Regions from separate parts of the Homo sapiens genome. Here all the other regions are linked to region 2. A link is a loop called in an ENCODE intact Hi-C map of the cell type or tissue named here. Cell type or tissue: GM12878. All regions are shown on one strand.

Region 1 (8,000 bases), 76 kb after region 2:
AAAATGACCTTGACTACCGTAATAGTCAGGGTTCTTTGTACCTAACAGAAACTGACTCTACCTAACTTAAGCAGAAAGAGAATTTACAGGAAGAATATGGTGGAGCTCAAAGAATAAAATAGCCAGAAAGGACAGGAGCAGAATATCTCTAGCAATCTAGGTAGCAAGAACTAATGGGCATTCTGCCTGGACACTATCATTGGGTAAATCCACTTTAACTGCTTTTCCATCTAAATTAAGTCTAGGAAAAATCTGATTAGCCTACCTTGGTTACTCACCTAGAAGAGTTGAGAACCCTTTGACCAAGGTTGCTTGTAATGTGAGAAAGAGAAATTGAGAAGTGTTTAAGAGGAGAAGGAGAAATGGATGTTGGGTTGCATAAGTAAGTAAATAAATAAATAAATAAATAAATAAATAAACATCCTCTTTAAGTAAGCTCATATCACAGTATAATACATACTCTACGTATTTTTGGAGAGAAAGTTTTTAAAACTTGCATTTCACTTAGCAATGACTTTATATAAAAGGCCTGGTGAACTTTTTAAAATGTTTATTAAAACTACAATTAACCTAAGTAAAAGTTTTTGACACACTAAAAAACAGTTACTGACCGGGCGCAGTGGCTCATGCCTGGCCTGTAATCCTAGCACTTTGGGAGGCAGAGGCAAAAGGAACACTTGAGCTCAGGAGTTCAAGACCAACCTGGGCAACATGGTGAGACCTCATCTCTATTTAAAATTAAATAAAAAACTAAAAACAAGAAAAAAAAACAGTGACCTGCAGATTCTCCTATATTTGCAAGTTAGCATGAATATTTTAAGTAGCTCCTGAATGTACTTTTGAACTTTTATAATCTAAAGAAACAGATATTTGTGCACTTTAAGAATAAAAGTTCAAAACTTACATTTTGAAATCATGCCTTGACATTGTCTCACCTTACACTGTATTACAATACAGGCTCTAGGACCGTGGACTGTTTTCTATGAAAATATGTTCAGGACTCTTGGATGTGTGATCCCAAGAAGGATTTAAAGCTGTAATCTGGGCTGAGCACAGTGAATTATGCCTGTAATCCCAGCTCTTTTTGAGGCCAAGGCGGGAGGATCACTTGAGCCCAGGAGTCCAAAATCAGCCTGGGCAAAATAGTGGGACCCCTATCCTACCAAAATAATAATAATAATGATACTTCAACTGTGCAGACATTTCTTATAAAAATTCATTCTCAATTTTGCCTATTTTAGCTAAACTTTTGCAAATACTACCTGATCAGAAAGTCTACATCTAATTTATGATTTTGAGCTTGGAAATTAGGCAGCATGAATTAGGCAGAAAAAATAAATTTGAAAAATTGTACAGCTCAGATTCTGAGGTTGATTTAGGAACTACTATTCAAGCCACAAGATAAAGATTTTGCAGTTAATTACTAAAACATTTAATACTTCTGGGCATGAATAAAAGTATAAAAATGTAGTACTGATCTAATATTTTCAAAAACATACTAAAGGCACCATTCAATGGAGCAGACATTTAACAATAATCTTCTGCCAAATTCTGGGGCTGGAAAGATGAATAAGACATAGGTGCTCCCCCCCTTCCAGTCACTCAAAATTTAGAAGCCTTGTAATATATAATTGTAATTTTATATGGGAAGCAATAAAAGAATTACGTACATGATGCTGAAATAGTATATAGAAGGAACGGCTTCTTAGGAGATGGATGTTTGATTGACTTTGAAAGATGAAAAGGTAATCAGAGTGGAAAAGACTTGCCAACCAAGAAAACAAATAATAAAGGCCTTGAAATAGTAGGAAACATGGAGAGATATAGGAAAGGCAATAAATGTGCTATTGCTAGAGCATGACTTTGAAGTGACTACAGAACTAGTAGCTAGACTCAGGGCCATATCAAAAATGCTTTTTATGCTATAATAAGGAATTTTAACTTAATCTTACAGGTCAGCATTTCCTAAGCTATCTACCCTAAGAACAAAAAGCTCCTTTGAAGAATTTCTATAAATGTTCATGCTCAACCCAATAAGCCTGAGAAATACTGCATACTAAAATTCTACGTAGTAGACATTACAGGTGAGGGCCAACATCTATTTCACCACCTTTTCAATAAAGTTTCATTGCAGCTTGAGGAACTGATTCCATCTGCAGAGAAGGGCCCTGATGAGTCTAAGCAAATACAATATGTCTCCCTTGCCCAAGATTGATTAAGGAACTGTGACCTAGGCCAATCAGCACAGGACATTCTCCTGGTGACAGTTACTGGTCCAGAGTTGGACCTAAACTATTACAGTTGACCCTGAAACAACATGGAAGTTAGAAGCATCAACCCTACACACAGACAGAAATCTGCATAGTACTTTTGTCTTCCCAAAAACATAACTGCTAACAGTCTACTGCTGACCAGAAGCCTTGCCAATAATACTAAGAAACTGTTATTTTTAAAAATCATAGAGAAGAAAAAATACATCTACTACACATTAAGTGTAAGTGGATCATCATAAAGCTCTTCGTCCTCATCATCTTCATGTTGAGTAGGCTGATGGGAAAATAGAAAGGGAAGGGATCTGTCTTGCTGTCTCAGAGGTGGCAGACTGGGGAGGAAATTCAAGTATAAATGAATTCAAGCAGTTCGAACCTGTGTTGTTCAAGGGTCAATTGTACATCAGACTGAACAGAAGTACTATTGTTCCATGATTGTAGAAAAACACTCTCTTTCTCTCCCAGAAGGCTTAAGTGAGAATAAATACAGCTTAAATGCTATAGGAAATGGGCAATGATCCTATGACTACAAGAACCAACCTCAGGATGATATAAGGGTGGATGGCAGAGCAAAAGGTGAAAGAACCAGTCTTTGATGCCATCATTGAATTGCTGGATCTAAAGAGAAGAATAAGACCTCATTTATGATGTCAACAGGGTCATTCATTCTTACAGGGAAGAAGGCACATATACAGTAATTTCAAAACACTTTAAAAAGTACTATAGTAGGCCAGGCAAAGTGTCCCACACATGTAATCCCAGCACTTTAGGGGCCAAGGTAAGAGGATCACTTGAGCCCAGGAGTTCAAGATCAGCCTGGGCAACATAGTAAGATCCCATCTCTACAAAAATAAAAATTAATTAGCAGGGTGTGGTGGCATGCCTGTAGTCCTAGCTACTTGGGAGGCTAAGGTGGGAGGATCACGTGGCTGGGAGGTCAAGGCTGCAGTGAGCCGTGATCACAACACTATACTCTAACCTGGGCGACAGACCAAAATTGTGTCTCAAAAAGAAATTAAAAAATAAAAATAAAATAAATGAAAAGTACTATAGTAAATTTTAGTACAGAAATGAAAAAACAAAGAAGAAGAGACTGACTCTCCTCTTTGTTTTTTGGCTCTCCTCTTCTTTCTAGTCAAGGCCAGAAAAAGCTTTACATGCGTTTCACCTAAATCTTGAGTAATGTACAGGAGTCCACAGTCTACAAGTTCAATTTGTTTTCATACACTGATATATTTAGCATTTTATATTATAGCCAAGTGGTCATAAAATTATGAAAAGTAAAATCATTTTTAAATGGAGGTGCTGACAAGTTGCATATGAATTTAAAATGCATTAAACATAGTTTATGATTTAGTCTCATTATACATAGTAGGATTGAAAAGGGAGTTTTTTAGATCTAACAGTCTAAGAAGACATAAAACACCTAGAATAAAATAAAGATTTGGAACTACTCATGCATATTTTTTTCTGCATTTTAAACAACATACTGTCATTGTAAAAATCATGTGATTTTATCTCCTATTTTTTCAGTTTTGCATTTATATTTTATTTTACAGATACCATTCTATACAGTGGAATTTCACTATTTGCCTGAGTTTAATGCCATTTCTCAAATACCAATAGCCAATCATGATACAATTTAAATTGCTTGAAAAGGATTTTGTGATGGGCAATATAAAAGGCCATGGGGATCCTTTGAATATGTAGTCGAACTTTTTAGTTCTCATTAATACAATAAGCCTTGTAATCACTGTTCAGCGAACTATACCTTTAATGTTGAGTTATCTTCCCATAAGTAAAATGTCAATTGTGCCATAAATGCCATTTGACTTGGGTTTTGTTTCTGCTTAAAAAAAGGGTATACAAATTATAATTGATGATATCATTTATTGCCTGAAAACACCAAACCTAGCAAGCTTTGTTTCCCCACCTAATGATTTAAGTGTGCTCTTACCCAGAAACATTCTGAAGAGTTTCTCACCACATAATAAAACAAAGTGTTATATTATCCTTATGACTTGTCAAAACCGAGGAATCGGAAAGAGACAGCCTGAAAAGGAAAACCACATCAAAGTTGTTTTACTTCCAGGAAAATGATTTGATCATTTAAAAATTTTAAAACTATTTTTCATATTTAATTGAATTTTTTAACCTAAGTTGTTGGAGATTGAAACATTCTCATCTATTTTATCTTAGCAAAATGAAGATAAATGTAAAAATGCCATGTGCATTCTTTATTTAAAATGACTCTTCTTTGTGGAATAGAGGCTTTAGACATAAAGTTCTTCATCTGTAGCAATATTTTGACTATCTTTATGCTGGAATCTTTATCCTGACAGTTGTGCAGCTGTACAGGTTTGCAGCTTTCTGAGCTAAACTCAAGAGGCTCTGAGTCCATGCCAGCTGTCTTTCAATTTCACATCAACTCTCTTGGTGCTTTGTCAGTTTAAAGCTTTTGCAAAGTTTGCAGGGCCTGAATTCATTAGATAAGGGAAATGAGTCATCTAAATCTTACCCAACCTCAACTGCCATAGACACTCACTATTGTAAATTTCCTTCAAGATTGAATTGGAAAATAGACCCCATGGGTTTTTGTCAGTGTTGGTATTTGATGATACCCTTGTAACAGCAGCTGCTGAAGCTGTGTGTACCTCAATAAATTCTATTTTAAATTCCCTTTCCTTCATATTTTATATATAAAATTGGAAGGCAACGGCTGCAATAATAAGGGCAAAAAGGTCATTTAAAGTTCAGTTCACCAGGCACATGATAGGCAACTCATCACAAAGGCACTTTTTAAAAATAATTATGGTTATTAGAAACAAAATCCATCTTGTTTTTAAAGAATTCTGCAGCATCTTAAAACAGGTAAGAAACAGATTGTCAGGGATAGTTAAGTTGGAACACAAAGCTTCAACAAACACAAGGATTTGACAATTCCTCTGGGAGTGAGGAGCAGCCTTATTATCACAAGCCATCACATTGATCTGTATTTTGGTACAGGAGGATCTTAGATCTGCAGAGACCCAGCCCTTACCACATGTTATTAGAAATATTTAAGTGCATGCCTGTATTTTAAACTGAAAGGGGGAAAAAAAACAATACTACATGGAACAGAAAAAAAGTATCGATAACATTCTGTAAGACTATAAATAAATGAGTGCTTCATCCCACAAAGATTAAAATCTGTATAAATTTTGCCTTCTGGAAGTACTTTCCAAGACATTGAGGAAAGAAAACATGAAGTATCAAAACAGGAGAAATGACAGAGAAATAGAAATCGCCTGCAGTAGAATTTCAGGTTATGTTAACCAAATGACATTTATTGCCCATTGCTTTTCTACAACTAAGTCATTACAGCACAGTGTGACCTAAAGCATGGTCTTCAGAATTAGAAAGAGCCACTTAGAATGTATATGATCTTGGGGAGTCTATTCTTACTTTCTGAGCCTTAGTTGCCTTGTTTGCAAAATGGGGATACTATCCAATTCATGATGCCATGAAAAATACTGCATGTCAAGTATCTGGCATATAGTTTATGAGCAAAAAAATGCTAACTATTAATTTTTAATGGCCCTGTAATCCCAGCACTTTGGGAGGCAGAGGCAGGTGGATTACAAGAGGTCAGGAATTCGAGACCAGCCTGGCCAACATGGTGAAACTCAGTCTCTACTAAAAATACAAATATTAGCCTGGCGTGGTGGCAGCACCTGTAGTCCCAGCTACTCGGTAGACTGAGGTAGAAGAATCACTTGAACCCGGAAGGCGGAGGTTGCTATGAGCCAAGATCGCACCACTGCAGTCCAGCCTGGGTGACAGAGTGAGACTCCATATCAAAAAAAAAAAAAAAAAAAAAAAATTAATGGATGCCATAGTGTAAAAACTTTGTAACTGTATTGTTGCTGTCTCAATTTATAACCCAGAGTAATTATTAAACCTATTCCTGGGAAATTTGGGGAAACTAGAGTGTCTATTGAAGTTCTCTTTGTGTATACCACTCATTGCCCTCTTGTGATGGGGAAGGAAAATACATGTAATGAAGAATTTAAGACATCTAACCAGTCAACTAGATACTTACTAGAGAGGCCCACAAGCTCTAATAATGCTGTCCAATAGTGCTTTCTCCAATGATGGAAATGTTCCATATCTGCACCATCAAATATGATAATGACTACATACTTGTGACTACTGAGCATGTGAAATGTGACTAGTGCCAACTGAGTAAACAAATTTTTATTTTATTTCAAATAATTCAAACATAAATAGCCATATGTGGCTAACACTGTCATATTGTGTAGCACATCTCTGATTGACACTTTCATTAGAACTTCTTAGGGAACATAAGAGAAAAGTAGATCTGAGTGAATAAAAATTCAGTAAAGATATCAAAAGGCCTGTTCCCTTAATGCAATCCCTGGATCTTTAGAAACATGTTACTTACTGAGCTGTGATGCATCAAAACTTCTAATGGAATCAGCAGGGGCTTTGCCAAGTAATATGAGAGAAGTGATGAGCTACTCAGATAGTTCTGCCAAAGTGCGGTGGAGAGCTCTGCCCAAGTGTGGTGGAGAGCTCTGCCCAAATATGGCAGAGACAACTGTCAGCTGCTTGATAAGATGAAAAATAGCAGGACTCTTTAGAACTGCCATTGTCATAAGCTTTCCAAAGAGGTATCCCTGAAAGAACCCAATGCCGACAGGAGCCACCTCCAGCAGAATCAATGCTTGACAATAAACAAGGAGTCATTGTTAGGGTTGGTTTGCAAAGACACAGTCACATCTTGGAAATCCTCGTCTCCTCTACTTTCAGTTGGACGTTATCCTTGTAGAAAAAGGATATGTGACCTAACATATGTTAGGATGTAAACTAACATATTCATAGGTTCTAGACACTAGGACAGCTTTAAGGGGCCATTATTCTGCCTAACCCTCACATACACACACAGTCCTACTGTAACAAGCAGACAGGATGATGTTTTGAGTCCCCAGGGAACAATGTCAGCTTAGACCCTATTTCCAACAATTAACAAAATATTTGAGTACTCCCCTTTCCAAAATATATGATTATCCAAGTAAATGGTCATAGGTCCCTTTGAGTAAGGAATGATGAAAGTGTTACTCCTTATATGTGCTATATTGCAGGATACTTCTTCCTAAGAATTTGACCTCCTTTCAGTCAATGGGTTCTGGATCTAAGAACTGGCTCAGGTCTGTCAACTGAACAAAAGATTATGACATTAAATTGCAGTGGCTGCTCTTAGCTTCCTAATCATTAATACTTGATTTCTTTTGGTTGTATAGATTGTAAAATACCATTGTTGACTACCCATCTGTTTTGCCCTTGGGAACATCATACTCTATCTCCACAGCTCACTCTGGGTCAGACATGCTTGGCTTCCACTCTGACCTTTGATTGTTACAACAATTGTATTCACCTTGCTTCTGATAGTTAAGTGCACGACCTGACTTCCGTTATTTCAGGATTATTTCATGCTCTTTACTCTTCATGATCCCACTTCTATAATATCTTCTACTGTCAGCCCTGGCCTACAGAGGAGTGCCACCACTGAACTCAAAACAAAGCTAGCCATTCTGATTACTGCAGTTCACATCACTATGGCTAATAGTTTCTTTTTTTTTTTCTTCCAGCAAGTTAAAGATGTCACCCCATTGGGTTTTTTTTGTTTTGCATATTTTCTAGATAAGAATTGTGATTTATTGTATTTGT
Region 2 (8,000 bases):
TCTTTACTGCTGTATTCCTAACACCTAGAACACTATCTAGAAAATAATAAGTGTTCAGTAAATATTTATTGAAGGACCCATTATTATTATTTATTATTATCATTATTATGATCAGTGTCATGGGCTATATAACTGCAATAACAGCACAATATGAGGCAAATATTAATTAAGTAGCATTAAAGTGTATAATATGCTCTCAATCCAGTTTTCTTGAAAATTAATTTTCAGAGTACCTGAATCAGACTCATTTTTGGTACTCATTACATCAGAATTGCCAAATCAAAAGAGAGTTATTCCAAGAATTTAACCTTTAAATATATTTCACCTTTTCTTCCTTCTGTTTTCATATAATCCAGAGTCTTGTTTACCAACCATTTGAACATTCTACTACTTAAAGTAGTATAAAGTTTTGTTATAATTTGGATGAGGCGAAGATAAGGCTAAGGAGAAGATAAATTTTAAATTCAAAGGTTGGCTCTGAAATTAATTTTATTTTCTTAACTATGTGTACATGGATTAAAGCCAGAAAAAAAATTTATAACCCAGTTGCCATATATCTGAAGTCCAAATATTTTCTCTGGCCCAGAACATTTGTCATAATTTTTATGAAATGATTTTTCTAATTTTTTTCTCACTTCACTGTTTTTAAGACAACTTTGGATAACATGAATTCATTAGAGTTTAACATTTGTGGTCAGCTAACAGGCTATCATTCAAAAGATATCTAGGAAACCACCTATATGTTACAAAGAAAGATATACTTTCAGGCCACGCACGATGACTCATCCCTGTAATCCTAGCACTTTGGGAGGCCGAGGTGGGCGAATCTCTCGAGCCCAGGAGTTCGAGACCAGCCTGGGCAACAGGGTGAAACCCTGTCTTTACAAAAAACACAAAAATTAGCTGGGTGTAGTGGCATACACCTGTAGTCCCAGCTATTTGGAAGGCTGAGGTGGGAGGATCGCTTGAGCCCAGGAGACATTGCAGTGAGCAGAGATCTCACTACACTCCAGCCTGGGCGAGAGAGTAAGACTCTTTCTCAAACAAAAGAAAGATAAACTTTCACAATCAGAAAATAGAAAATACGGCATTCAAGCAACTGCCTCATTCTCATCCTAAACGATTTCACTGCACTGTGGACCTACACTAGGTTAAATACGGTTACAATTTCAAAACTGCAGCAGCAGTCAAGGCCACCCAGCTACTCCAGAGTTCAGCCTCAGCAGGAAGGGTATTCAAACCCACTCGCACACTAGGTCTTTAGCTCTAAGTACAGTGTCAGTTTAAACTCCAGTTCTTATATGTTCTGGAGGTCAGAATTTGGAAATGCTTATCTTTACGTAGATTATATAATTTACTCAACTAAATCTTAAGCACAAATAGTTTTATACTGTGATCTACCTCTTGTCTACCTGCTCTTAAAGCTGGGCAGAGGGATGAGTGAAGAGATCATGGGAACAAGTAGCCCCAAATATTAATAACACCTGGAAAAGGATCCACAATAAGTGGAGTAGAGGGTGGTCAAGGGAAGCCCCTGCCTGACTGCTTAGCCAATGTTTCTTTCCTTTCGCTCACTGACCATAATCTTGAGGCAGCACAGAAGTGAAAATCTGCAAACGATGCTGTTATATTGGAAGTGATTTCTCTAGCATCAATACTTCAGGTATATCAAAAGGAATCAGCAAATGCCTTTCACAAATGGTAAAGAGAGGAGGCATCCAGAGCCAGGTGATGAAATAGATGCTTAGTCATGCCTATGAGACAGCTGGGTGAAACATGAAGACATCACTACTAGACGATAAATTTTTTTTTAGGAACATATATTAGAAGCCAGAATCTCTTCAAGAAAATGGGATATAGGACAATCAATATTCTACTCTGAAAAAGAAAAAAAAACTCTTTATTCCTATGAAAGAATCATTAACTGTAACAGAACAACAACTCTGTGATAAACATCAAGATTTCATATCCACAGTAATGCACACACTTTCATGGTGTTCTCTGCAGCCTAAATTGTCTTTGTTCCAGTTGCTATTACTTAAATAAAGCGGTCATGGTCTCCCTGTCTCAAAAGACACTTAGAAGCCTGCAACACCACTGTCTTCAGCAGCCTGCCTCACCACTCCCAGAGGCAGCAGATGCCTAAACTAGAAGGATTATAGCGGCCTTTAATTTCTCTAATGACAGCACTTAGACCCTAATTGTCCAGGCAAATAATGCATGCTACAACCGTGGGAGCAAAGGCTCCTTTTGGTCTCTTTCCTCCCAGTGTTTTCCTGAAACCAAACTGAAAGAGGAGAGCATAGCAGTTATGCAAGGTGGACTTGCCCTGAAACAGAATAATGCCTTTCTGGGGTCATGACTGCCTTAAGGATACTTGATCACAGAATGGGAACAATTTTCTAAGTCCTGCAATTTAATTAAGCCTCATTAACCACTATATAACAGTCACCTGGCCACTGGTAACTACGACTCTTAAAATCTAGTCTTTTAAAAATGCAGAACATTTCTATCTAAATATGTTCTTTAAAAATATAGAGCCAAAGTTTTCATAAGAGACAGGACCAGCATAAAGACAAGAAAAGAAGAACATAAAGTACCATGTTTTTCAAGAAAAAGAAAATAAGGTCTGTTCCATTACATGTACAGACAAAGTGAAATTAATCAGAAAGAGAAATATCCCTGTGGACAAGGGTGCTTGTAAGAGATTCTATAGTAACAAATTTCTTATCCCCATTTCACAGATGTGTAAAATGAGATTACACAACTTGTTCAAGGTCACATAGCCTGTAAGTAAGGATTCAAATCCAAGGACTTGATTTCAAATTTCAGGACTATCTCTCCTGAAAATGGTAGGATTTGAACTAACTTTTGAACAAGTAAAGAATTTATAAAAGTTAAGAAATTAGCGGGGAAAAGAAAATAAACAGCAAAGCCACAGAAGTAGACTGGAATGTCTTGGAAGGATAAAATAAGGGGGATGGAACAACTTAAATGGAGGATTTAGCAAGAAATCAATTAGAAAACATGAGAACCAGAAGAGGACCTCGAGAGAGAAAAACGAAGAAAGCAGTAGTTTAGGGAAACTGATCTGATAGCTATGTGTTTGAAAATAATGCCCTTTGTTGAATACCTCCTATGTTTCAGACAAATATTATTTTACCCAACCTTCACAACTGATTTGGAAATACAAGTACTCTTATTATTATATTATATTATATCATATTATTATTATTACTTTTCTTTTCCTGACAGCAAAGCTTCTCTGGGTGTGGAAATCCCATAATATTTCTCTAAATCTAAGCACAAAAGTATAATATAACCAACACTCAGATAACAGGAAGCAGTAAAAGACCTTTTGTGTTCATATTTTTCAACCCAACAATGATCTTCAGAAGAAAATTCTAGACAAAAATTGCATTTTTAAAATATAGAGCTTAAAACATCAAATTATGTGCCATTTTAAAGAACTGTTGTTCACAAATCTACATGTATTTAGTATGCAATCACAAAACTGTGTGAACAAATTGATTTTATAAATAGAAGCTGATTAAATAGTGTAATTAGCTTGGAGTGGATAAGTACTTAATGAAGGATCTTATTCTAAGCATACTCTTTGAGGAGAAAAAACTAATTGTCGTAAGAATTGAACCAAATCTTGTTCATATTAGCGTTTTAGATCAATTCAATTCAATAAATATTTACAGAAGACCTACTATGCTAAGTATTTTTTAGTCTTCGGAACCGTCAGTCCCTCCAACAGTCCCTCCAACACTAATGTTTATGTTTTGTACCTTATCGGCTGCCACCCCCTTCCTGTCTTTGCAAAGTGTTTAGACTAGGGTATACCTGGCTTAAGCCGATCCTTAGCTTGCCCTGTAACCTATAACAAATTATGGCCTGGCTCAAAAATGGAAGCTTTATGAATCCCCTGCTGGCCTATTTGAACTAAGAGACTACAGAAAGTTGCTCAATAGTGATGAAAGCTGAAAGACCTAGATCATGTACAGTCCATCCTAGAACAGTGTGGGCATTTGTGTCACCAGATTTAGAGGAACTGCTCTGACAGAGAGAATATGAGATAGAAATGGGATAGGCCATGCATCCCCTGAGGGAGAAGCAGATGAAAACGCTGTGTTTCTAATGTCTTCTCAGTTCTAGTTCCCAGGAGTCTTATACATACTCTATGCCTGTATTTAGATATCACTGGTTGTCTTCACCATAACCTCTGTTGGGTGCTTTTCAGTGTTTCTCTGTTCCCTTTCTTAGGCAAAATATCCTTGATACCTGCTGTGATTCAGCCTCTGAACTGTCATTCCAAGAGTTCAAAGATGACTTGGAAAGTCCCTTTTTTTAAAAATCTTGCAACCAGTTGGATAATAAATACAGGTATATTTCAAATATAACACAAAACAGACCATATATAAGAGTACAAATACAATAAAAGAACAAACGAAAGAATGTCTGGTTCAAATTAGTTGTATTGAGAAGGCTTCTTGAAGAAGGTTAAATTTTCAATGGCTCTTAAATAATGTTAGAGTTTCCAAATTAAGGAAAGTGGAGAATTATATTCTAATGCAAGGAAACAGTGTTAGCAAACATGATCTGAAATGACTTTACTAGGCAATGCATGTAGAATGAGAGAATTTAAGAGGAGATAAACATGGCACATCCCATAGAATTTGGAAATTATTGTGTAGCCCATGGAGACTTTTATTTAGCGAAATTATGTTATTAACATAAGGCTGTAAAAAGCTTAAAATTTAGTATTTAGTATTCACTAGGAGTGGAGGAAGTCAAGACACCAGTTATTAGGCTAACTGATTATAGTAGGCCTGATTCTAGAAGTATTTAGAAGACCTAAAAGTTATTTTCTGGATTATATGTATAAGCAAAATTCAAGGAAATCTGTTTACTAGGACAAGGTTCCACAAGTCTCAGGAGAAAAGGTTGGAAAAGGAAGAGGATGTGCCAGGAGGAGAGGAAGGGCAAGGCAGTGCAATATTTAAAGTCTGTGAGAAAATAGAAACTGAGAATGGCAGCCAAGGACAACAGAGTTGAGAAGCAGAGTGAAATTAATTAGCCTTAAGGGTCCAAAGGAATTCAGTTGTAAAGTAATTGCAGTGGTTTACGTTTATAGCAGAGGAACAATTTTGGAACCCACAAAAATTATCAGTGTATCAGGGTGACTCAGTTTGGTCAGTGAGTAATCAGACCCATGAAAAGCAAATGACTGCATTGGCTATTTAGAACTCACCGGCCGGGTGCGGTGGCTCACGCCTGCAATCCCAGCACTTTGGGAGGCCGAGGCAGGCAGATCACGAGGTCTGCAGATCGAGACCATTCTAGCTAACACAGTGAAACCCGGTCTCTAGTAAAAATACAAAAAATTAGCCAAACGTGGTGGCAGGCGCCTGTAGTCCCAGCTACTCGGGAGACTGAGGCAGAAGAATGTCGTGAACCCAGGAGGCGGAGCATGCAGTGAGCCAAATCGCACCACTGCACTCCAGCCTAGCAACAGGCTGAGACTCTGTCCCAAAAATAAATAAATAAATAAATAAATAAAAACATAGAACTCACTTTAGCTATATTTCTTGATCCTGGGAAAATCCCTGCACAACCTAACTCCTTTGAAGGATATCAAAACCATACTATAATAAATATGAGACATTTATATTTCTGAAAAGGCACTAATGCCTTTAAAGTGAAAAGTGTTATTCTTTTTCCCCTTAGTAGACCATGATAAATTGTATTAAAAATTGCAAATACTCTAGCAATCTAAAATTTAAAATATCAATCTAGATATCATATTATTTATGAAGCAATCACTAGAAATCACTTGACCTCTTTCTGCCTTTTCCAAGTGGCTTGAACAATCACTTGGTACATGGTAGTGCTTAACTTACTTAGAAATTATTCAACTAAGTATATTTATATGCTCTAGGCTATGAGGAGTCGGGCATTGATAAGGGAGTTAGCCATTAAAAGATACATTCCTTTATTGTCTCCTCATTCATTATTTTGTTCTCAGATAAAACAGTAATCTCCTACAAAACAATCCTATGTATGAACTGAAGCATTGTTTTCTTTCAGGGGTGGAGGATGAGAGGAAGACTGTCAGCATGTTGTTCTTGATATTTTACATTATTTGGAAAACTATGTTCACTCATTGAAAAACATTTGAACTAACATATAATGTAGATTATTAAGAATTTGATGAACCAAGAGTATTGAATAGCCTGGGTATTTAAAATAAAAATAATGAATCAAAATAGGGAAAGAAACCCCAATCATAACAAAATAAAGGAATGGTAAAAGTCCCATACTATGAAAAATACCTGCCTACTAAATCAAATATCTTTAGCTGACTACAAATATCACAAAGTACCATATATCTTATATGAGAGTTATATGAACATTCTGCCTAACAGTATTACATTTAGAAAACTGGGATGAGAAAAAGAGACTGTGAGTATTGACCATGGGCAAAGTAGAAAGCACAGTGTCAATGGGCATGCAAGTAACTTGATACAGTTGAGGAGATACCAGTTTTCAAATCAGAGTTAAGCTATAAACTCCCCTTCTTGTTAGCTGCATAAAATTCAAGAAAGTACTTAATCTCTCAAGTTTCCATTTCTACTTATGTAAAGTCAAAACTAGGAGTACTAATATCTATCTCACAGTGTTATTTTAAAGATCATATGAAATAGATACTGCTGGAAATTCCTTGTATAGAGTGAGTACTCAAACATACTGGTTCCCAATTTCTTACATCTACAGCATCATCACTTGGCCTTCTAGGGTCAGGCCTACAATAATCACCCTATAGAGCTGGGTAATTTTAACTACGGAGAATCAACTCAAAACTTGTATATTTTCCACAAGCCCTCCTTAAAATCTATGATATGAAGTGGGCAGAGCAAGATCTATTCGGCATTGGTGGATGCTGAATGGAAGCATCCACCAACCATCCTCCCCACACAAACACCAAATTTAACAACTATCTACACCAAAAAAGCACCTTCATGAGAACCAAAAATCAGGTGAGCAATCATAGTACCTGGTTTTAACTTTATATCGCTGTAAGAGGCACTTTAAGAGCGTAAGAAAGACAGTCTTGAATTGCCAGTCTGCCAGCAGCAGTCATGTGGTGCAGAGAGAGAATCTGCATTTGGGGGAGGAAGAGCACAGCAATCGTGGGACTGCATTGGAAGGCAGTGCTGCCAACACTGGACAGAACTCAGCTGGTGTCCATGGAGCAAGCATTGAGACCGACCCAAGCCAGACGGAAATCACCCAGCCCAGCAGTTGGAACTTGAGTTTTAGCAAGCCTCACCACCATGGGCTAAAGGGCTCTGGAGATCTAAATAAACTTCAAAGGCTGTCTAGACCACAAGGACTACAACTCCTATGCAATTCATAGTGCTGTACTGGGTTTGGAGCCGATGGACTTGCGGGGGCAGATGACCTAGTGAGACATCAGCCAGGGAGGCTAAGGGAGTGCATATGCCACCCCTCCCCCAACTCCACGCAGTGCAGCTCACAGCTTCAAAAGAAGCTTCCTTCCACGCGAGGAGAGAAGAGGAAAAAGGAAAAAGGACTTTGTCTTGCAACTTGGATGCCAGCTCAGCCATGGTAAGATAGGGCACTGGGCAGAGTCCTGAGGACCCCATTTCAGGTCCTGCTCCCAGGGAACATTTCTAGACCCACCCTGGGCCAGAAGGGAACCTGCTGCATTGAAGGGAAGGACCCAGGCCTGGCAGGATTCATCACCTGCTAACTAAAGAGTTATTAGCCCTAAATAATCAGCAGCAGTAACCAGGTAGTATTACCAGGTATTAACACATGCAACGGGCCTTTAATGAGACTCTGAGATGTACTGGCTTCAGGTGTGACTCAGCACATTTACTGTTGTGATGCCTACAAGGAGAGACCCCTTGTGCCCAAGAAAAGCAGAGAGAAGAGTAAAGGGGACTTTGTCTTGAGCTTACATACCAGCT
Region 3 (8,000 bases), 73 kb before region 2:
ACCAATTTTGGAGACAACTGCATCAAACATACCCCAGCCAGATGGAAATCTAAATCTTATAAGAAACAAATTCTATAATCCACTACTCACTGTCAGGAAATTCTCCTTTATGTTTAAACTACAAAGCTCAGGCTACAGATTAAGCCTGTTTCCTCTAGTTCTATTCCTGGTGGAGGAGAAAAACAGATGGACACAGTCCGTCATGTAGTTGAAAACAATAATTAGGTCACTTCTTTCTCCAACATAAGGCAGAAAAAAGTTCTTTGGGTATTTTTGTATGTATTTTATTTCCTAATCATGTAAGTGGAGGCCTTCTGTGCAAAAAAATCAGCTGGTAGGCAATGCTTGTTCTTAGGAGTCTCATCTTCCAGGTATCAGCAACCTCATGTTCCCTCCCTGTTTGTCCCTGTCTGAAATACCTTAGAATCATTGCAGAAGAATATGAGATAGAAATGAGAGGAACAAGGGCTTCATCAGTTAAATGAGCCTAGTGCTTCATTTTGGCCTGAGAGCTTAATGGATCTGCAGTGAAGCAACAGTCATACAGCACATTGAGATACCAAGTGAAAGAGGTGCAAGTTCCTATTAAGGAGTCTGAGCAGTGAAGAATCTACATAAGCAATAATGGGAACTGCAGGTGTGCATTCAGCATCTGGGACTTCTATCTCAAGGCAAAGTGTTTTTCATTTCAGAAAAGCTGAAGGGCAAGAATGGCCATTGGAATAAAAACTTAAATTGGGTCTAGAATGGAGAGCAATCTGAAGACCTCAGCCATATGGAGAAAGTGTAAGAAAACTTGGAGAACGTGGAGGTATTACCAGCTTCCTACAACCTGCATCAGAGGTTAACACAGAACACAAGGGAGGAAGGCAGACATCAGTAGCAGAGAGCTCACATTTGGTTCACAGACATTCATGCCTTGATGGAGCCAACTTGATAAAAATTTACCATGCAGGATTTCAATCTTAATTAAGAATTAAGCTTTTCAATTATGTATTCATATTTTTTTAGTATTTACCACAAACATCTACTATGGAAATAGCAGTGAGAAAAACAGGGGAAAAAATTCCTGCTTTATGGAGCTTACATTCTAGTGTGACAAAATATAAACAAGATAATAAGATACATTATATAGTGATAAATGCTATAGTGAAAAAACACAAAAGTATGGCTTTTTTTTTTTTTTTTTTTGGCAGCTGCAAGATTTCATAGAGTGAAAACAGAGCTCCCATACAATGGGAGGAGACCCAAAGGGGGTTTCCACCGCCAGTTCAAATGCTTGGGTTTATATCCCGATCATTGTCCCTCCCCCTGTGCTCTCAGGCGATACATGATTTGACTATTTCTTTACCTCCTGCTTTTAGTCTAACTGGTATTTTAGTGAGCCCTCTTTACTACCTGATTGGTCAGGTGTGAGCTGAGTTACAAGCCCCATGTTTAAAGGTAGGTGCTGTCACCTTCCCCAGCTAGGCTTAGGAATTCTTAGTCGACCTAGGAAATCCAGCTAGTCCTGTCTCTCAGTTCCCCTTCTCAACAGGAAAACCCAAGTACTGTTGGGGAGGTTGCCTGACGACCGCTCTAACTGCTTCCTGCTGAATTGGGGTGTAATAGGGGTCATGCAGTTGAGATTTCCTCTGGAGAGGTGCCTTCGATGTCATGAACATTGGAGCATGGGCTAGCAGGCCAGTCCAGCAGTCCACGGTAGATCTTAGTCATGGGCTGCATCTGGGGCTCCATTTGAAGAACGATTTGTAGTTTTACAGTTTGATTCTGGAAGAGACAAACTTAACAAGGAGGTTAAAGATACAGGGATTGAAATGTATGGCCTGAAGTGTAGGGGATTATTTCTTTGGCACACTTCACAGGCCCTTGATAGTTTTGCAAAGGCTTGGCCCAGTAAATGATTTGACCATCTGATGGGTGCTATCAATGTCTGAGTAAAAGGTTTGGTGAAGGATTTTAAGTAATTTCCACTGGTTAGCTGCAGGCAAAAGTATTTTTCCTTCTTTGGTGGCTAGCCATCCTGAGGGGAGGAAACTATGTCCTTGTGAGGGTCCCCATTCTATTTCTTCGGCTGAGTACTGGGGCTTGGTTTCCTGGAGGGGATTACCCCATACTAGGGGTCTTTCTATAAGCTTTTCTAACAGAGGGTCCCGCCTTGTGGCTCTTTTGGCTTCAATATCCACTTGCCGGTTCCCTTCTATTTCCCTTTGTTTTCCTTTCTGATGACCCCATCTCTTCAGGTTTCTGTACAGCCAATAACAATCTCTTAATGGCTTCCTGATGTTTGATAGGAGTTCCCTCAGAAGTTAGGAATTCCCTTTCTCTCCATATTGCTGCGTGGGCATGGAGGACTAGGTAAGCATACTTAGAGTCTGTATATATATTTACCCTTTTTCCTTCTCCTAATTCTAGTGTATAATGGCCCCTGGTTTTGCTAGGATGTCTCTCCCTAACAAAGGAGTGGGGCTTTCAGGCATAATTAGAAAGGCATAAGAAAAGAGTAAAGTTCCCCAGTCACAAGTAGTGGCTGGGAGAAGTATCTAATGACTGCCTGTCCTAGGACCCCTCGGATAGTGACAGATCTGGAGGACAGTTGTCTGGAACAAGAGAGTAAGACTGAGAAGGCTGCGCCAGTGTCCAGGAGACAGTTAGCGTCTTGGCCCTCAATGGTCAAGCATACCCGGGGCTCTGTGAGGGTGATGGCATGGGCTGGCGCTTGCCCCGGGCACCCTCAGTCCTGCTGCTGGATCATCTAGTTAGTGGCTTCTGACTCAGAGGACCTTCGTCCCCTGGGGCAGTGGGCCTTCCAGTGATTCCCTTAACATAAGGGGCATGGACGAGGGGGCGGCTTATTTCTATTCAGACAATCTTTTTTAAAGTGTCCTTGTAGACCGCACTGGAAGCAAGCCCTATTAAGCGTTTGATTTGCCCAGCCTTTCCCTTTTCCAGAGCCTCCAAAGTCCACTTGCCTGAGGGCCATGACTAAAGCGGTGGCCTTTTTTCTTTTATCCCATTTGTCCCGTTCTGCCTGCTCCTCCTGATCTCTATTATATAAAACCAAGGTTGCCAAGTTCAATAGGGTTTCTAAGTTTTGCTGCGGGCCTAAGGTGGACTTTTGAAGTTTTTTCTAATGTCTGCAACTGACTGAGTGATAAACTTATCCTTTAAGATTAGTTGACCTTCAGTAGAGTCAGGTGACAGAGAGATACGCTTCCTCAATGCCTCCCTTAGTCTCTCCAGAAAAGCAGTAGGATTTTCTTCCTTTCCCTGTGTTACAGTGGACATCATTGAATAATTTATAGGCTTCTTCCTAGTTTTCCTTAGTCCTTCTAGCACGCAAGTTAGCAAATGTCTGTGGCACCAATATCCATGTTCTGATTCTGTGTCGCAGTGAGAGTCTACACTAGGAACTGCCTGCTGGCTTGTGAGGAATTGCTCTCCTTCTTCTGTTGTCATCCTATTATTGACCTGACTGAGATACCAGAGATCGCCAAACTCTTGGGCTACAGTTATGGTGGCACTTCTCTCATTTGGGGTTAGTGTCTGATCTAGCAGTAACATTGTATCTCTCCATGTCAGATCAAAGGATTGTCCTAACCCTTGTAAAACACCAATATAGTCATCAGAGTTATCTGAGAATTTACCTAGGTCTATTTTAGTTTGCTTCAAGTCTGACAGGGTAAAAGGTACATACACTCTGACTGGGCCAAATTCTCCAGAATACATCTTAGTGGAGTTTTTCCTTGCGGGGAACGTTTCCCATCTGAAAAAAGAACATATGGATGCCAGCAGCCCTAGTCATTTTCCAATGAGCATTAGTCATAGAGCATCCTTGATGGTCCTAATGCTTATTCCTTTCCAGGGTGCATAACCACCCATGGACCTCTGCTTATCGGATTAGTTACGCTCACCGATGTAGCAGTCCTACACCTGTTTTCCCGCCTTTCTTGACCACAAAGAAAGGGGTCTGGGCTGCTGGATTCTAGTGGTCCTTTACCACCATGCCTAACATTGCCTTTGTGCTCAGGGGTGAGTTCTAGAGCTGGGCTGGGTTCCTGAGTATTTCATAACAACCCAGCTGCCCCATCAAGATGCATTCCCATAAACAACAATTCTTATGCAAATTTGTTTCAGAGGGGGTGTAGGTAACCTTTTGAGTCAGGATTGAGATAGAGTTTCTTGATTCTGTAAGTATTTTAAGGCTTGGCTGAGTGCAAACAGCTTGTACCTTTGAACAGACCAATTATTAGGCAATTTTCCTAACTGCTTCTATAAGAGTTTCCCTATCAGTTACTGAATACCCATTGTGGTTTTTTGTTTTTTTTTTCAATCACCCAGGAGGAACCATCTATCATCCTGTCCTGAAGGGAGTTTCTCCTAGGTCTGGTCGGACTTTTGTATGGTAGTTAAGATTTAAATCCCCTGTTAGGAAATCTGCCAGGTTAAGGAAATTTTCAGTGGTTAATGTTAAGTCATCTTTTTCTAACGGAATAGCCCCATACTTTAAGATTTTTGAGTTAGTAAGCTACCTTTCTGCTTTTTTTACTTAGGATAGTTCTGAGGTGTGCTCACAATGAGGTTTCCTCTAAAAGTTATTTTTCTACTTTCTTCTGCTAGCAAAGCAGTTGCCTCTACAGATTAAATGCATTTGGGCCATCCGTGGGTTACTGGGTTAAGGATTTTTGATAGGAAGGCTACTGATTGTCAGTGTCCTCAGTGCTTTTGGGCTATGCCCTTGTTTATACTGACAACAAGGTGGTATTGGAGTGTTACAGGGTCACAGAGAAGATGTTCAATTATCAATTGTAGGTTTTAAATTTACCCTGGCTTTTAAAGGAATAGGGTGCACTGTTTTTTTCTTTACTACTTTTATCTCTCTCTTTCTGTCTCTGCCTTTCTCTTTCCCCTCTCTCTCTTTCCTCTCTCTCTCTTTCCCCTCTCTCTCCCCTCTCTCTCCTCTTTCTTTGACTCCCTCTTTTCCTCTTTCTTTCCTCTCTCTCTTTTTCTCTCTCTCTTTCCCCTCTCTCTTTTCCCTTTTTCCCTCTTTTCTTTCTCTCTTTCCTCTCTCTCTTTTTGTAGATGGATTTTGGGAACACAGCAGAAGGATGTTCGCTCATTGCCCCCATTTGCCACTATAGGAATATGCATCTCCCTTTAATTTACTCAATTCACTTTCATCCTGATCTATCATGTTGTCATAGACCTAGTTCCGTTTGTTAAAGTACTGGGTTATCAGTTCTAAGGTCCTGGCCAAGAAGCCAAGGCTTGGAGATTGTATTGCAGAGGGGTAAGCAGGGTAGCAATTGGGGGAGGAGAGCATCTTACACAATGGGAGAGCAATCCTCATAGCCATTTACAAACTTGGGGCCACAGCTCAGAATAGAACTTGGGGCCCTGGCAAGGGTGGTGAGGAATGGGTCCCACATAACTGTCCATGTCAAGAGCTATATACCTAAATTGGGAGGGGCACCAGGGACAAGACTCCCTGGGTTCATAGCCTAGTTGCCTAAGGACACCACATAGAGCTTCCTTGGATCCCTTTGAAGATACCACTTGCTCTAATACTTAGGAGAGGAAGTGAAAGTCTGAAGCATTAGTATCTAGGAGTCAGGGATCAGAGAAAGTAGAATCAGAGGTAAGGAGAACTTGGGGGCTACACTTTCAAGAAAGTTGTGGTCAGGACCCAGGAGGTATGGGTCAGAAGGAGAGGTAGGGGTGCACACATGGGCAACTGATGAGTAGAGACTTCTGGCTGCGCCATGATCTCAACCAGCCAATGCCAGGAGTTCGGGACAACAGCTTTCTGCCTCTAGTCAGCCCTTGGCTTCCCCCAGGAAACTGTGAAAGTGGAAGCTGCTTCCAGGCAGACCAATGCTCTCAACCCAGAAGGGTTGGGGGTTGTTAGAAAGCCTTTCCCCAGGAAGCCTCACACCTGAGTCTTAAGTCCGGCAGCCACACTAATCGTTTTTAACTGGCCAACAGGTGCCCAGTATTTTCCTCCAACTCTAAGGAAGGATAGGACAGAATAGCAAGCCAAAGTGGTCCAATATTACTCACCGCTTTGGAGAATCACCATACGGTTGCCACCAAATGTTACAGGTGGGTCTTTGTTCTTAGAGCTCACAAGATGGTGGCGGCCACTCCCAAGATGGAAGCAAGCCTTTTGTTCTCTGATCTGGGGTTCTTGGCCTCACGGAATCCAAGGAATGGAACCTTGGTCCATGCGGTTAATGTTATAGCTCTATTAGAAGCCGTGGGTCACAGAAGAGAACCGTGGAACCCAGTGACTAGTGTTCAGCTTGATTAGGACAAATTCCTGCACTTAGCCGTGCAGGAACAATGGCAAGCCTCTAGCCCAAACGGAAGCGGCAATGGGTGCCTCGCTGGATCAGAAATGCAGCAGACACCCTGCCAGATCCGGAGGGGTGGAAGTCAATGGCGGGTATGCGACGGCGGCAAACAGCAGTGGTGGACAGTGAGTGAAAGCTCAGCTCGAGCAGGAACAAACACGGACCAGAAAAGTGTGCAGCTGCAAGATTTAATAAGTGAAAACAGAGCTCGCATACAATGGGAGGGGACCCAAAGGGGTTTCCCAAAAGTATGGCACTTTAAGAGTATTCAAAACTCACATTTTACTTAAACCACAAGAATAAAGTTCCTTTAAATTCATCATGGCAATGAACTGAATGAGGAGGAACTTGGGGAAGAGACAGACTCTGTAGTGCTCCCAAAATCTCAGAACACAGCCGGCCCTTATTGCTACCCTTAAAATCTAATTTCTCTATCCACCCAATCAGAGTGGATTAGATCATAATAATGTATTATATGATAACTAGAAGGCTTTGAAACTATTAAATACTATACAAACAAAGCTGTAGTTTTTTAATGCAAGGCCATTACTCATTCAGGTGGAGCATTATTAACTATAATGTCACTTGTATCAGGCTGCTGGATTGTATCTTTACCCTTTCCTGTTTAATACTTTTGTCAACATCCTGGATGGAGATATAGAAAGCATGGTTATCAAATTCACAAATAACACTAAGTTGAAAGGCAGAGCTAATATGTCAGATGACAGAATTTAGATTCACAATGATCTTGACAAGGCAGAACACCAAGATGAAACCCATGAAATAAAATTAACACACATGCTATAATTAAAAGACAAACAAATGCCCTGCATGTGTACAAGACAGGAGAGGCCAGGCATGACAGCATTTTTATTGAGGGGGGGAAGGGGAGAACTAGAGGCTTTAGTTGATCTCTAGTTGAACATCAGTCAATATTTTGCTACACAGCTGCAGAAAAATTGTCTTAGGCTGAATAATAGAGTAATATCTAAATCAGGATAGGCAATATCTATCTGGAAAAGAGTATTCATCCCTGGGTGCTATACTTAAGAGCAATATTAAGAAATTTTTAAATATTCATGGAAGGATGGCAGAGAGGAAATACATACAGTCCTCATACCATATAAGGAATAGCTAAAGAAATTGCTTGCTGTAGAAAAGAGAGCTTACAGAAAACTAACACATATTTTCAGATATTTTAAAGGGCTATTACTGGTAAGAATATCTCACCATTTTTAAACATATTAACTGTATGATATCAGAAAAGATCACTGGCCTTCAATGCCTCAACTTTTTAAATCTACAAAATAGAGCTAAGATTATCAATTCTATAGCACTATTGTAAAAATTAACAATGATATCTCTAAGGTGTATAGTACATTATATGGAACATAGTTTACACTCAACAAAGGGTGGGTATTTTTACTCTCTATTTCTCTAAAAGGCAAACTAGGGCTAATAGATGAATTAGGCAGAGCCATGCCACAAAAGAAAGAAGGACTCCTAAAATAGCTCCTTCCCTTGAATTTTCCATGAAGATGTTAAATGACTATCAGAAAATCTGGGAAGAGATCCGTCCATTGGGTGAAAGTTGCACTAGACAGTTTCTAAGTTCTCCTCACTGCTTAAGTTCGTTTCCAATGTTAA
Region 4 (8,000 bases), 95 kb after region 2:
GACTGTAAAATGATACAATCATCCTGGAAAAGAGTATGGCAGTCTCTTACAAAACTAAAGATGCACTTACCATATGAACCACAAATTGCACTCTTGGACATTTATCCCAGAGAAATGAACATTTACGTTCACACAAACCCTGTACATGAATATTCATAGCAGCTTTGTTCATAATAGACAAAAACTGGAAGCCATCCAAATGTCTTTCCATGCATGAGCAGTTAAACAGATTGTGGTTCATCAAGCCATAGACTACTACGCAGTAATGGAAAGGAATTGATACACTAATCAACTTAGATAGATCTCAAGAAAATTATGCTGAGTGAAGAAAAAGCCCATCTAAAAGTCCATCTTAAAAGGTTACATACTATATAATCCCATTTGTATTACATTCTTGACATGACAAAATAATGGAAAGCAAATTAGTGGCTGCCAAGAATTGAAGTTAGGTGGCTATGCAAGGATAGCATGAGGGTTCCTTGCAATGGAATTCTTCTGTATCTTGACTGTGGTGGTCGTCACATGAATGTACCCAGGTCATAAATTGCATAGGGCAAAATACATAGACAAAATACACACACACCCACAAGTAAGTGCATGGAAAGCTGGTAAAATCTGAATGTGAATGGGTCGTCTCCACATCAGTTTCTTGTTTGTGCTTTTGTATCACAGTAATGTAGGAATTACAATAGAGGAAACTGGATGAAGGGTACATGGAATTTCTGTGTATTATTTCTTACAACTGCCTGTACATCTACAATTATCTCAAAATTAAAAAAAAAGAGTTTAATAAAAGCAAACTGATGGCACACAAAGTTGAATGATCAAAGGATTTTTAGACAAGCTCGGCTGAGCTACTCACATCATTACTACCATTTGAAACAGAAAATTTGCCTTTATTTTGCCTTACTGTGGCCCTTTAAGAAATAAAAGACATGAAAAATAGTATTTGAGAGCTACTTTCTCCAGCTATGCTCTGTGACCGCTAACAGGTTGAGAAATTTGTTTTCGTTAATCATAGGTCTTGCCACACAGGTGATACACAGGTGATTCGGTGCTGAGAAAGCACACGGTCAGTGGTGTCGTGGGCGTGAACCAAGTCCTGGCTTTGTCTCCTGCACAAGCTGTGAAATAGAATATGTGACTTGCCCACTCTCAAAGTCAGACCTGTAAAATGGTGTAAGAATAATATCTAACAGAATTTTGTAAAAATTAACTATGATCTGAAAAATAAAGATAAGTAAATGGACTTCGTAAAGGATTAAACAGTTATTGCTGTGAAATTGGCATTTCAGAGCTTACCTAGCCAAATCCTGAATTTTATGGATGAGAAACCTGAGGTCAAGAAAAGTGAGTGTCTAACAGTAGACATAGAGCAGCTTGTTAGATAAAGAGCGAGGGCTTTGGAAGACCAGTCCCTTTTTCATAAGAGAAAGATTTTAAACATTTGAAGGAAATCACCTGCAATTCTACTTTATTTTAATGTCTTCACTGCACCCAGGAGATTATACATATATTATTATTGTTTCATAAATGAGGACAGTTTCAAAAACCAAAGCAAACTGCATAGGCAAATTCTAACAATGTACTTTAATTTCATATACCTTTTTTTGTCACAGTGTTAGTCCCAATTTGAAAACCAGCAGTTTTTCTTCCCTTCATCTCAACAAAAAGAGAGCAAAGTTCAGGATTTGTAGACATTTGTTTCTAAATTTTTTATGGGATAATATAATCAAGCACCTCGGTAAATTTTTATTCATTAAAATACAAATTCTGTCAGCTTAGTCATTGCCTTTACCTGTGGAAAATGAACTTTTTGTTCTTTTTCCCTTTATGGAAAGCTGAATAGAAATGTTAGGATTTTGTTTTATAGCAGTGTTTCATTCTCCAAGTCTACTTGTCTCAAGACTTTTTATAATGCATTATATACCTGGATTTTTCAAGTTCTCACCTGAGCCAGTAATAAGACGTATATTTAAGGAGGTGCCTTTTTCTGAGCCCCTAGGCCAGGAATATATTCATCTTTATGTACACATGTTCTGATAACCCCATATAACCTTATGTCTTATTCTTTAACAAGTTTCTTTTATAAGCCAGCCCTGCTGAAACAATAACCTTAAGCTCCCTAAGGGTTTCCACTACCATAATGTCAGCTTTCCTGGACTTCATTTTGTCACTACAATTCCCCATGGCTGTGTAATAATAAAAACTTCTACGTGTACAGCACTTTAAATATTTCAAAGCGTATTAACCCATATCAGTTTTAGCCTGTGAGTCCTTGCCCATGCTCTTTTTTTTCTGTTTAAAGGTGAGGTTGAAAACAGAGAGGACAGAGACTGCCTGTGTTCTTAGGGTTGGAACCTTGGACCAAAAAGCAGGGTTCCTTCGGACTCTGGCTCCGTTTCTTCCCTGACTGGCAGCCAGTACTCATGACTTCTTGCTCTGAGCTTTCAAGAAGACTGGATCCGTCACTTTAGAACAGACTCGACCTAGACAGTCTACCAAGGTAAAATCTTGTATCTCAGGAAACCATGGGCTCTCACCTCCTAGGGTGTTCAACCATAAACTGAATGACTAATTAAAGTGGATTCAGTCAAGTGGGTGGTTAGACACGAAGACACGGAAGGTCATTTCTACCACTGACATTCTGTAATTATAACAAAATATGTTTTAAAGTCTAAACTACAATATTTTTTAGTAAATTGCTTTCTCATTTTTTTTCTTCCTTACAAACTATGATTGTTAAAAAGGAAAAAAACAACATGCAAAAGGAATTGAGTAAAAAAAGGCTAACAGTGGCCGGGCGCAGTGGTTCACACCTGTAATCCCAGCACTTTGGGAGGCCAAGGCGGCTGGATCACTTGAGGCCAGGAGTTTAGACCAGCCTGGACAACATGGAGAAACTCCATCTCTACCAAAAAAATACAAAAAATAAGCTGGGCGTGGTGGCACATGCCTGTAATCCCCACTACTCAGGAGGCTGAAGCAAGAGAATCACTTGAACCCGGGAGGCAGAGGCTGCAGTGAGCGAAGATCACACCACTGCACTCCAACTTGGGTGACAGAGCAAGACTCTGTCTCAAAAATAAAAAGCAGGCCAGGCACGGTGGCTCACGCCTGTAATCCCAGCACTTTGGGAGGCCGAGGCAGGCAGATCACGAGGTCAGGAGATCAAGACCATCCTGGCCAACATGGTGAAAATCCGTCTCTATTAAAAATACAAAAATTAGCTGGGCGTGGTGGCACACACCTGTAATTCCAGCTACTCGGGAGGCTGAGGCAGGAGAATCGCTTGAACCCGGGAGTTGGAGGCTGCAGTGAGCCAAGATCGCCACTGCACTCCAGCCTGGCGACAGAGCGAGACTCTGTCTCACAACAAAAACAAAAACAAAAACAAAACAAAAGAAAAAGAAAAAAAGCATAATGGCGTGTAAATGTTTGTCTCAAGAATACTCTCTGCCATTAATAAATTCACTTTTTTTTTTTTTTTTTTTTTTTGAGATGGAGTCTTGCTCTGTCACCCAGGCTGGAGTGCAGTGGCCAGATCTCAGCTCACCACAACCTCTGCCTCCCAGGTTCAAGCGATTCTCCCACATCAGCCTCCCGAGTAGCTGGGACTACAGGCATGCGGGAGCTACCACACCTGGCTAATTTTTGTATTTTTAGTAGAGACGGGTTTCGTCATATTGGCCAGGCTGGTCTCAAATTCTTGACCTCAAGTGATCTGCCCGTTTCGGCCTCCCAAAGTGCTGGGATTATTGGCATCAGCCACTGGGCCTGGCCTACATTAATAAATTCTTCATTGTTTTTCCTTCTACTAGTTACTAGTTTCTCCTCCCTCCAATTGACCCTCTATATTAGTGTTGTCCATTAGAACTTCCTGTGATGATGGAAATGCTATCCAATGCAGTCACCACATCTAGCTATGAAGCTATTTGTGTAATATGAAGCCATATTACACGAAATATGGCTATAGTAACCAAGTAACTCAATTTTTAATTTCATGTCGTTTTAATGAATTTTAATTTAAATAGCCATGTATGGCTAGTGGTTACCATATTTCACAGCACAACCTCATGACCATCAAATTAATAGTCCCCAAAACAACTCTGCTGCCCTGCTTAAAAATTTCTCCTAGATCCCATTTGAGAATGAGAGGTGGCAGAATATGCCACCACAAAATATACCACCTTGGCATAAGGATTCTTTTGAGCTCGAGGCACTTGAAAAGAAGCAGATACAAGAAGAACTCTGACCTTCTTCTTTCTCTAAAGAGCAGAAGATGAAATTGCTATGTGAAAGATGGCCTCCCTATACCAGAAGGAAAGTAACATTCTTATCAAGGATGAGTTGAGGCCAAGAGAATTCTGTACAGCCAGACCTCGTTCAAGATTTCATCTTCCTTTAGCCTTCCCACACAGTTTAGTCTTTGTTCAACCTACTATATAAGCATTTAGGTTTTGCCACTTCTTTGGGTATTCATTTCCTTATGAGGGCTCCCATGTCATGTAAAACACATAATTATGTATGTTTTTCTCCTGCTTATGTCTTACGTCAATTTAATTCTCAGGCCCAGACAAAAACTCTTAGGAGATAAAGATGAAATTTTGTCTCCCATGCAACCACATCGCTGTTTCTCAAACTTCCCTGTCAAAATACAACTAACAGTTGAGACTGGAGAGCATACTACTAAGTCCAGAAGTTTAACTTAAAAACTGGACAAGTTGGAAATTAATTTAATGTTCTTTTTATCTTTAAAATATGTGTAAATTTTGCCATCCTCTACCTGACATAACCAAATTTCTCTTAAGATATAAAGGTTTAAAATATCTTGCCATCAGATAAAAGAACAAAAATTTCCTATGTCCTTCACTGATCAACAGGTGAGAAGCTATTGCACTAATGATACCACTAATGAAACTAACCACTAACAATTTGAGAAAGTTCAGTAAAATGAATGATTGCTGCGGCTGCTGAAACATACATCAGGTTTTATACTTAATCAATTTCCCTTCTGGGTATGAGTGTCATATTTTGAGAACTGAGATTCACCTAAGTATGGGGTTATAATGGCAATGGTTTCGGGTTTGTTTTTTTTTTTAACTTTAACAACTGTGTCAGAATAATAATTGTCAGAATGTTGCCAAAAGTGTTGATGAGTGAAAAATAGTTTTAGGTATTTGCTGGTGGATAAATTTAACCTGTACCAGTTTATAGAGGAGTAAAATCTCTGGTTTCTTATGATCAATGATACAATGTGTTTTACTTTCAAAGGAAAGATTTATTAAATCATTTTTCCAGTGTATAAAGATGGCTGATGTTCTTTATTTTATTGTAAATACAATTTTCATCACATAAAAAATATATGCTAAACTCATTTAAGAATCATTCTTTTTCGGACAGGTGCAGTGGCTCACTCCTGTAATCCCAGCACTTTGGAAGGCCGAGGCAGGCAGATCACCTGAGGTCGGGAGTTCAAGACCAGCCTGACCAACATGGAGAAACCCCGTCTCTACTAAAAATAAAAAATTAGCCGGGCGTGGTGGTGCATGCCTGTAATCCCAGCTACTGGGGAGGCTGAGGCAGGAGAATTGCTTGAACCCAGGAGGCGGAGGTTGCGGTGAACTGAGATCGCACCATTGCACTCAGGCCTGGGCCACAAGAACGAAACTCCATCTCAAAAAAAAAAAAAAAAAGAATCATTCTTTTTCAATAAGATAAATAATACATTTGTAACATGAAAAAATTAATATGGTCTTCACAGAAGAGTTCAATAAGGCCATGTTCTTTATTTTCTATAATTAAATTAAACCACTTTATGAGACCCAATTTCACTGATGGAGGAAGAGCAACGTGCATTTAAATTTGCTGATTAAACCTAATTCACATTTTCTTGCTTAAAACACTCTCTCACAGAAATATTCAGTCAATTCAAAATATACCTTCCTATGAGGGCATTTTTCTTTCCCTCCTCCTTTTTCCTAAGATAGAGTCTGCATTCAAAGTAAGCTTTTCAAAGCTTCATAGCAAGAAGCAAGACCTCTAGTTTATTTAACCTTGAAAAGACCAACAAGCAATTTTTCCTTTGCGTAGGAACTGTGCTTTTGATAGCATTGTCTCTATCTACAATGTTCTTCTATTTTGCTGCAAGATTTCTTGTGATTTTTCTCCTTTGAAATGTGTCTGGTTTTTTTTAATATCATTGCAAAGATAATGGCTACAAGAGGCATCATGTTGTAGATTCATTTACATCTCCTCAATCGCAAGCTCCATATTTTAAACAAACATCTCCTATATATCTCTCTTAATCTAATCTCTTTTAATTTGGTTTTTCTGTGCATTTTCTAGCTGTGTTTGTCGTGGTGCTCCCACCTTCTTTGTTGCCAGTGCCAATGCCAGGGTCAGATTGCTCTAAACTTTCCTTATTACCATGAATATTTACATTGGCTTTAAGCATCCTATTTTTGTCCACTGCTCTATGTTCCTGAAACCGCCCAATGGGTTCTCCTTGCCTACTGCCTAGACAGGGCCAATTTATCAAGACAAGGGACTTGCAATAGAGAAAGAGTTTAATTCATGAAGAGCTGGCTGTGTGAGAGACTGGAGTTTTATTATTACTCAAATCAGTCTCCCAGAGAATTCGGGAACTGGAGTTTTTAAGGATAATTTGGTGGGTAGCAGGCCAGTGACTCAAGAGCACAGATTGGTTGGCTTAGAGATGAACTGATAGGGAGTTGAAGCTGTCCTTTTATGCTGACTCAGCTCCTGGGTGGGGGCCACAGGACTGGTTGTCAGGTCCCAGTGGGGACATCCCATTGTCAGAAATGCAAAAACCTGAAAAGACATCTCAAAGGCCAATTTTAGGTTCTACAATAGTCACGTTATCTTCAAGAGTAATTGGGGAAGTTGCAAATCTTATGACTTCCAGAATAATGGCTGGTAATTATTTAGAATTCAAGCTCCTCTCATCCTAACTTGGTAGCCTTTCAATAGTTTTACAAGAACAGTTTAATTTGGGGGAAGGGCTATTGTTTAAACTATAAACTTAATTTCTTCCAAAGTTAGCTCTGCCCACGCCCAGGAATGAGCAAAGATAGCCAACATGTGAGCTACAGACAAGATGGAGTCAGCCATGTCAAATTTCTCTGTTTGACAGTTTCCTGCTGTAATTTCCTCAGTTATAATTTTTGCAAAGGTGGTTTCATTCCCAATTGTCTTTATAATTTTCTGTTATTATATGATTAAAATGTAAACTGACAGGAAAATTATCTAAAACTTCCATACAGTATCACTACTTCTGTATTATCAGAGAATACACTGCAGGAAGTCGAGCCAAGCATACCAGTGATCACATGTTTACAGACTAATCTTCCTTTGGCTGTAGTTCTAGAAGAAAGTTGATCAGATATGTGGACTGTTTGTGTATTTGTGTAGCAAACATTTTCAAAAAATAGTAGTACTGACTCATAAACTGGTAAACATGTGTTTCTCAAAAAAATAAAATAAAATAACTCTTGGTGAGCCTTCCAGGACTCATGGAGGAGGTTCATTTTTCAGCTAACCTGCCTCATAGACTAGAATCTGCTATGTGGACCTGCAACATTAACCAATGTAGTAGACACTGTCAGGCTGGAGCCAAGGAAGGCCTTTTTGCCCCAGCTTTTTCAGCTGTCAGGTCCTTCAGGGTCAGGCACAGCTGCGAAGAGCCTCCTTGTCTAGGTCAATGCCCTTCTCAAGAAGGTCTACATCCAATGACTGATACATGGAGGCTGGGTCATTTCAACCCCATGCAGAGCCACACTGACAGAGCATCTTTAGTTCCAAGTTTCTCCATGGAGTCTGCAGAGGCTATCACAGGGCCTGCTTTGCCACTTGACTTCTCTTCCAGCTCAATCCTGCATCCTTTCCCTTCTTGCCACAGTAAACTTCCTACATGCTAATCTCAGTCTTGGTGACTGATTTCTGGAGAACTCAATCTGCTGCCACATAAGCTCACTTTC

The links. A loop is a pair of places that touch in the nucleus more often than their neighbours do. Peaks named below come from ENCODE experiments on the same cell type or tissue, not always from the same donor. Only the 100,000 strongest peaks of a DNase experiment are listed, where the experiment ranks them.
Region 1: a loop joins it to region 2, with 2.2 times the contacts of the local background. A loop is called at or near these places in 3 of 110 quality-filtered maps.
Region 3: a loop joins it to region 2, with 6 times the contacts of the local background. A loop is called at or near these places in 3 of 110 quality-filtered maps.
Region 4: it touches region 2 in a loop (6-fold over the local background); 2 of 110 quality-filtered maps call a loop at or near these places.

The regions. Positions count from the first base shown.
Region 1 is chr2:195,482,458-195,490,457 of GRCh38, forward strand. No RefSeq gene overlaps it. Among named protein-coding and RNA genes, the nearest start is that of LINC01825, 47 kb to the right of the region's middle. In GM12878, no CTCF peak of the experiment used is centred here; a DNase peak (open chromatin) is centred at 4,718.
Region 2 is chr2:195,406,248-195,414,247 of GRCh38, forward strand. No RefSeq gene overlaps it. Among named protein-coding and RNA genes, the nearest start is that of LINC01825, 120 kb to the right of the region's middle. RefSeq lists an enhancer at 7,404-7,903. In GM12878, no CTCF peak of the experiment used is centred here; DNase peaks (open chromatin) are centred at 744, 4,134 and 5,124; H3K27ac peaks cover 1,355 bases.
Region 3 is chr2:195,333,485-195,341,484 of GRCh38, forward strand. All of the region lies in intron 1 of LOC105376755 (a long non-coding RNA gene), which reads right to left. Among named protein-coding and RNA genes, the nearest start is that of LINC01825, 200 kb to the right of the region's middle. In GM12878, no CTCF peak of the experiment used is centred here; no DNase peak of the experiment used is centred here.
Region 4 is chr2:195,500,890-195,508,889 of GRCh38, forward strand. No RefSeq gene overlaps it. Among named protein-coding and RNA genes, the nearest start is that of LINC01825, 28 kb to the right of the region's middle. In GM12878, no CTCF peak of the experiment used is centred here; a DNase peak (open chromatin) is centred at 4,992.